2 separate regions of the Homo sapiens genome follow, and region 2 is linked to region 1. The links are chromatin contacts, found by Hi-C or POLR2A ChIA-PET in ENCODE. All regions are on one chromosome and are shown on one strand. The core of a region is the stretch at or near the end of the contact, and the rest is flanking DNA. Distances in the headings are between cores, read along the strand shown. Region 1 has its middle 33 kb from the start of EREG. Region 2 has its middle 120 kb from the start of BTC.

Region 1 (3,403 bases), core at 250-2,749:
CTTCCGCAACTATACAGATGCCAAGGAAACCAAATGTCCCACTGAAAGGAAATGCTTCAGCTATAATACCATCTTCTCATGATGCTATTGAGAGGTGACAGGGTGCTGGCAGCCCTCACAGCCCTCGCTCGGTCTCAGCGCCTCCTCTGCCTGGGCTCCCACTTTGGCGGCACTTGACAAGCCCTTCAGCCCACCGCTGCACTGTGGGAGCCCCTTCCTGGGCTGGCCGAGGCCGGAGCTGGCTCCCTCAGTTTGTGGGGAGGTGTGGAGGGAGAGGCCCGGGCGGAACCCGGGCTGCGGGTGGTGCTTGCTGGCCAGCACAAGTTCCGGGTGGGCGTGGGCTTGGCAGCCCCGCACTCAGAGTGGCTGGCCAACCCTGCCTGCCCTGAGCAATAGGGGGCTTAGCACCCGGGCCAGCGGCTGCGGAGGGTGTGCTGGGTCCCTCAGCAGTGCCAGCCCACGGGTGCTGCGCTCGATTTCTCCCCGGGCCTTAGCTGCCTCCCCGCGGGGCAGGGCTCAGGACCTGCAGCCTGCCATGCCTGAGCCTCCCCCACCCTCTGTGGGTTCCCGTGCGGCCGGAGCCTCCCCAAAGAGCGCCGCCCCCTGCTCCATGGCGCCCAGTCCCATGGACCACCCAAGTGCTGAGGAATGCGGGTGCACTGCATGGGACTGGCAGGCAGCTCCACCTGCGGCCCGGTGGGGGATCCACTGGGTGAAGCCAGCTGGACTCCTGACTGGTGGGGACTTGGAGAACCTTTATGTCTAGCTAAGGGATTGTAAATACAGCAATTGGCACTCTGTATCTAGCTCAAGGTTTGTAAACACACCAATCAGCACCCTGTGTCTATCTCACGGTTTGTGAATGCACCAATCAACACTCTGTATCTAGCTACTCTAGTGGGGACGTGGAGAACCTTTGTGTCTAGCTCAGGGATTGTAAACCCACCAGTCAGCACCCTGTCAAAACAGACCACTTGGGTCTCTGTAAAATGGACCAATCAGCAGGATGTGGGTGGGGCCAGATAAGAGAATAAAAGCAGGCTGCTGGAGCCCGCAGTGGCAACCCGCTCAGGTCCCCTCCCACGCTGTGGAAGCATTGTTCTTTCACTGTTTGCAATAAATCTTGCTGCTGCTCGCTCTTTGGGTCCACACTGCCTTTATGAGCTACAACACTTACCGCCAAGGTCTGCAGCTTCACTCCTGAGCCAGCGAGACCACGAACCCACCAGAAGGAAGAAACTCCGAACACATCCAAACATCAGAAGGAACAAACTCCAGACACGCCGCCTTTAAGAACTGTAACACTGCGAGGGTCCGCGGCTTCATTCTTGAAGTCAGTGAGACCAAGAACCCACCAATTCCGGACACACTACCTTCCACCTTCCATGGAAGATGCAGGAAGCTGTGTGTTTCCCTAGTTTCTATTGCCCAGGAATACTTCTGATAAAACATTAAGAATGTGTTCCTGAATTCTTACCAAAAACGAAACCAAAACTGTAAAAGCACAACTGGTGTAATTCTGTAAGGAGAAATACAATCACCCCAGATGTAATTTAGAAATAACTAGAAGTGATTTGAACAAATTATTTAAATTTTTTATTTCTCCCAAGTAACCACCAGTTGTGAGGAACTTCTTTCGAAGTAGTAATAACAGATGGTACTTATTGAACATTCAGTATCTGCCAAATGCTGTTCTTAGCATTTTATATGTATTGATTCAGTGAATTCTTATAGTAGCCCTGTAAGGCAGAGTTGCTATAGAGATGAGGAAATGGTGGCACAGAGAGGTTAGGTAACATGCTCAAGGTGCTTAGTCCCTCTCCTGAACTGGCATGAAAGGTCTCTTCTGTTTAATTTATAAACAATGATAGAACAAATATTGATAGTTCATAGTGATAAAAATAAATAAACCTTTAGGAAAAGCTCTTCCTTACAGTAGAACCCCAAATAACAAATGTAGAAGAAATGATCAAATAGGAAAAACATCAATATGGAAACTAGTGGGTGAAATTTAAATGAGAAACAGTATATTTACATGGTCCAAAAATATCTCCCCACAAATTAGTTATTAATTATAAAGGGCAAAATAGTAAATTTATAGTGGATAAATCTAATAAATGTCATCTTAACAAAATGATCAATCTTAATATCATAAACATTAGGATAAATTGATATCCTGGGGTTCACAATATAAAGTATTCTGAGGGACACACTATTACTTCCAATATGTTCCCTCCAAAGATACATAATCTGATTTTAATTATTAACCAACATCAGAGAAATACAAAATGTGGGACAATTTGGAACAGAGTTGTAATCTTTACAAATATCTAGATCAAGAAGTCCAAAGAAATGCTGAGGAGCTGTTCAATGAAAAAGGAAATTAAAGAGATTGACAACAAAATGCAACCTGTGATCTTGGATTGAATTCTGAATGAAAAAAAAAAAAGAAATAATCATAAAGGACATTATTAGGATAATTTAAATTTGAGTTAATATGGAATCAATGTCAGATAAAAGTATTCAATGTTTAATTTCCTGATTTTGACAACTTGACTATGGTTTTATAAGAGAATATCCTTATTCTTAGGAAATAATCACTGAAGTATTCAGAGGCAGAGCTTTGCAATATCTGTAACTTTTCTCAAATTGTTCAGAGAGGGAGAAGGAATGATGAAGCAAGTAGGGTGAAAAGCTCATAGGATAACTTATGATTGAATCATTTGCCAAGTTATCCTGTAGATATTAATATAGATATATTTTTTATTTTGTTACTTAAACTTAAAAAATAATTGCTGGGAGTTATATCAAACACAAAATTTGCTTATTCTTAGCTTTGGTTTAGTAATTTCACTTTAGGGACTTATTCTAAGGAAATAATATAAAAGAGGCACAATTTTGTTACAAGGGTATTCATCAAAACTTATATGCAACTGCGGAAAACTGAAAACAACTCACACATCCAATAATAGAGTGTTGTTTTAGGATTATGCAGTCATGGCCGGGTGTGGTGGCTCACACCTGTAATCTCTGCACTTTGGGAGGCCAAGGCAGGCAAATCACGAGGTCAGGAGTTCAAGACCAGCCTGGCCAACATGATGAAACCCTGTCTCTGCTAAAAATACAAAAAATTAGCTGGGCGTAGTGGCGGGCACCTGTAATCCCAGCTACTCAGGAGGCTGAGGCAGGAGAATCACTTGAATTTGGGAGGTGGAGGTTGCAGTGAGCTGAGATCACGCCACTGCACTCCAGCCCGGGCGACAGAGTAAGACTCCATCTCAAAAAATATATATATATTATATACATATATAAAATATATATTATATATGATATATATATAATATAATACATGATATATAAAATATATATTATATATATATCATATATATAATGGAGTGATTAA
Region 2 (3,313 bases), core at 374-2,873, 270 kb before region 1:
TGTTGTACTGCTAGGAGGAAGAGAGGGAATGGTGGTGGATGTGGAGGGTGGAGTCCAGAAAGATAAATGCATAACAACCAGTCCACTGGACCACTGATCTGGAAATCCTTGGCAATAATTCTTATTATAGTTTATCATTGTAGTTCTGATAAAATGTTGGGTACAAGACACAGATGTAGTGAACTAAGGAGCGACTGGGAAGGGTGGAAGAGGATACTTTTGCATTAGCCTCTCTTCTGGAAAGTTTGAGAAAGAGAGGAGAGAACTGGATAAGGAAAAGGGGTCAAGGAAGAAACTTTAAAGATGGAACAATCATAGGCGGTGTTGGAACAATCATAGGTGGTGTTGGGGAACAATCATAGGTGGTGTTGGGGAATAAACCAATAGAGCCAGAGGAAGAGCTGGAATTAGTTACAGGGATGGAGCTGTGTGAGAGCTTTAGTTTCTTGGTAGGAGGTTGTAGGAGAATGCGATCTGCAGCGCCGAAAGGTGAGGAGAGCCCACTTTCTTCTGAGACAGAGTCGGCAAGGGAAAGAAAAGAATCAGACTCAGGGCATTTTTAGGACACAGTGAGGAGGTGAAATTCTCAATGGCCTGCTTTTTTTTAGTGAAGTAAATGTTAAGGGCATGTGCTGAGCTGAAGGGAGTGAAGGTTGGGTCAGAGGAGATTTGAGGCAGTGAAACATTGGAATAGCCTCTAAATGTGAATGCTACCCCTGAAATCCATTGGCTCACTAATGCCTGGCCAATGAAGAGATAGTGTTTCTTTTGACAATTATACTTTCAACTTAATGGGGTAGTTATTTTTGATGAGTCCTGTCGTTATTATGGGCTGTTAGTAAGCACTATATTGTGTGTGGGCTTACTCTTATTTCCAAGGCTAATTATTGTTAATACTGTTTTGCTGTTTTAATTTCCTAATAAGAAAGCACAATAAACATTAATGCTTAGAACAGAAGGCTCAGCATATAGTGGCCCAATCAAGAAGTCATGGAAGCACATTAGTCAGCTGAAGCATTTTAACTGTCAGCCAAGCAAATGCATATAATCATCTTAAAACATATGGGCACATGCATGCATTTGTTCAGTACACACTTGTTTATCATCTACTCAGTGCCAGGTCCTCAGAAGCCAATGAGGATTCAGCAATAGAAAACCCAGTCCTCATCTATGAGGAGTAAATAATTTTGTAGATGTAGATTTGGGATTTATCCAATACATCTACTGGATTTCCAATATTGGGATTAAATACTACAGGTGTTAATGTAACCTATGAGGAATATTTTAATTTAATTTAATTCAGATTTCTGTAATATCTCTGGTGGTGCTACTCACTTGCAAATCACTGAGACTATATTTTTATGTTACTAAACTGCATTTTGTGCCCCAGAAGCAAATAATAATGTGAAAAAAAATAGCCTCTGGTACACCACTTTGTTTTTTACCCTCTGCCCTCAGCCTTCAAATTACCATTTTATGCAGGAAACTGCCCTTTATTTTAGTCACCCCCTCCATAGATATCCTTGAGCTCTCTGCCAATAGTAAATAAATGATGGCTGCTTTCCAAGCTCCTGCCTTTAGCCTCTGGGGGGCATCGTTGCCCTTTCTTACCCATCCGTGTCTGTAAATAGGCTATTTAGGTGGAATAGAAGGTAATTCATATGCAGTAATAGAAGAAACCTTATAGGAAATTTCAACTTTGTTACAATCATCTTGATCTGAGATAATATATCTGCCCATTTCTTCTTTATTTTTACCATTGAAATAGTTATTTCATATCACACTATTTATCTTTCAGCCATTGAGGTTGGAGAGAAGTTGTATTGACAGTAATCTCCAAAGGACATTGCCAATTTCCTTCCTTCTTCCTTTCTCTCCTTCCCTTCTCACCACCTCTTTCTTTTTTCATTTCTTCCTTTCTTCATATATTCATTCATTTCAGAAGTATTTACTGAGCACATATTCTGTGGTAGGCTCTGTGTTAGATTTTACAGATATAAAGTGAACTAAGAAACTCTTTGCCCTCGGGAACCTTAAAGTCTAGACAGAGACAGATAATACATGCAATGATTGCACTACCTAGCACTTAAGGCTGTAATAGTGGTAGACACAGGACACTGTGGGAGAACATAAGAGAGGACTTATAGAAGAGTGTGAGAGTCAGGTAAGGCTGCCTTTAAATTGATTTGTTGAGAATGAGCAGGAGTTAGTCAGAGGAAGCTGGGTAGAGGGAAGGGAAAAATCTTGACTATCAATTTATAGTTTTTAGTTGAGATCCTTGATGTAGAGGAAATTAATCAGAGAATTACAATAAAATTATTGTAGCATCTTCTGGAAAGGCCCAAGAAAGAATCTATTTCTTTTCTGTACTTCTCCTTGAAACTCTGACTTCCTTTCCCATCTATCAATTCAGATTTGAGTTGGGAGATATTGGAGCACTATGCACCATATTTACTTCTCAGGTTACAAGGAATGAAAGGTATGAGATTTAATTCTGCCCACTCTGCTGTAGCTCATTGTTTCTAATACTGTAGGGTCTTTTTATATGGACGAATATAAGGACTGGATGGAAGTATGATCCATCACCCTCCCAACTGATGAGGAGGAGTGTGGATTCCTTCATTTCATTTAACTTTCCAATGTAGGCAGAACTTCGTTCTTACCTCCACGAAGTAGGCTCCCCAACTCAGCCTACACATTAGAACTTTTCAGGGATGTTTTGAAAAGCGTTGTTGCCACTGTTCTTCCCCAGGAAATCCTGACTTGGGAAATCTGAGATGGGACCTAAACATTTCTGCTTAAAAAAAAAAAATCCCGTAGTAATTTTGATATCAAGATGGTGTTGAGAATCAATGTCTTTTACCATACTACAGTAATATCTTGTGGTGGAAAGTTTTACCATTTGAGGTCACATGAATTTGACTCCTAATTGTAGTTTTGTCACATAGTCACTGTGTGACCTTGCCCAAGTTACCAAACCTCTCTGATCTTCAGATTTTTAATCTGTGACGGGGCAACAATAATATCTAGCTCACGGGCTTGGTGAACTCAGTAAAGGCTAGAACCCTCCTGTAGGAAACACTGGGGATTTATTGTGCATGAGGTTTGTAATAAAAGTGGAATTGTAGGAACCATCCTTTGTCAACTAGATTAGTGAAACAATTATTAATAAAACACCAATAAACATTTACATTTCTTTGCTTCTCCTGAAGATGAGGTGAATCTGAAAGTGATTGAAGTCAGAGGGGTATTCAACAGCCAGCACTGTATTGTTGGTCCATGAATTTTTTTGTTTGAAATAGAGACTTTTTGA

The links. Hi-C counts contacts between places; a loop is a spot of excess contacts on that map. ChIA-PET counts read pairs that join two places held with the same protein, here RNA polymerase II (POLR2A). Pooled maps may share reads with other maps.
Region 2: a map of CD14-positive monocyte shows a loop between it and region 1 (5-fold over the local background). The contact joins two enhancer-like sites. A Hi-C loop is called at or near these places in 6 of 168 maps with a recorded cell type or tissue (CD14-positive monocyte, Calu3, GM23248 and 3 more) and 7 of 50 pooled maps. POLR2A ChIA-PET finds 5 or more read pairs at or near these places in 2 of 52 experiments (A673 and BJ).

Annotation. Positions count from the first base shown.
Region 1 is chr4:74,396,312-74,399,714 of GRCh38, reverse strand. No RefSeq gene overlaps it. Among named protein-coding and RNA genes, the nearest start is that of EREG, 33 kb to the right of the region's middle. Within about 2 kb of position 1,499, at least 7 of the 41 ENCODE cell types and tissues checked have a DNase peak (open chromatin) inside an H3K27ac peak, as active enhancers do.
Region 2 is chr4:74,669,566-74,672,878 of GRCh38, reverse strand. No RefSeq gene overlaps it. Among named protein-coding and RNA genes, the nearest start is that of BTC, 120 kb to the left of the region's middle. Within about 2 kb of position 1,623, at least 2 of the 41 ENCODE cell types and tissues checked have a DNase peak (open chromatin) inside an H3K27ac peak, as active enhancers do.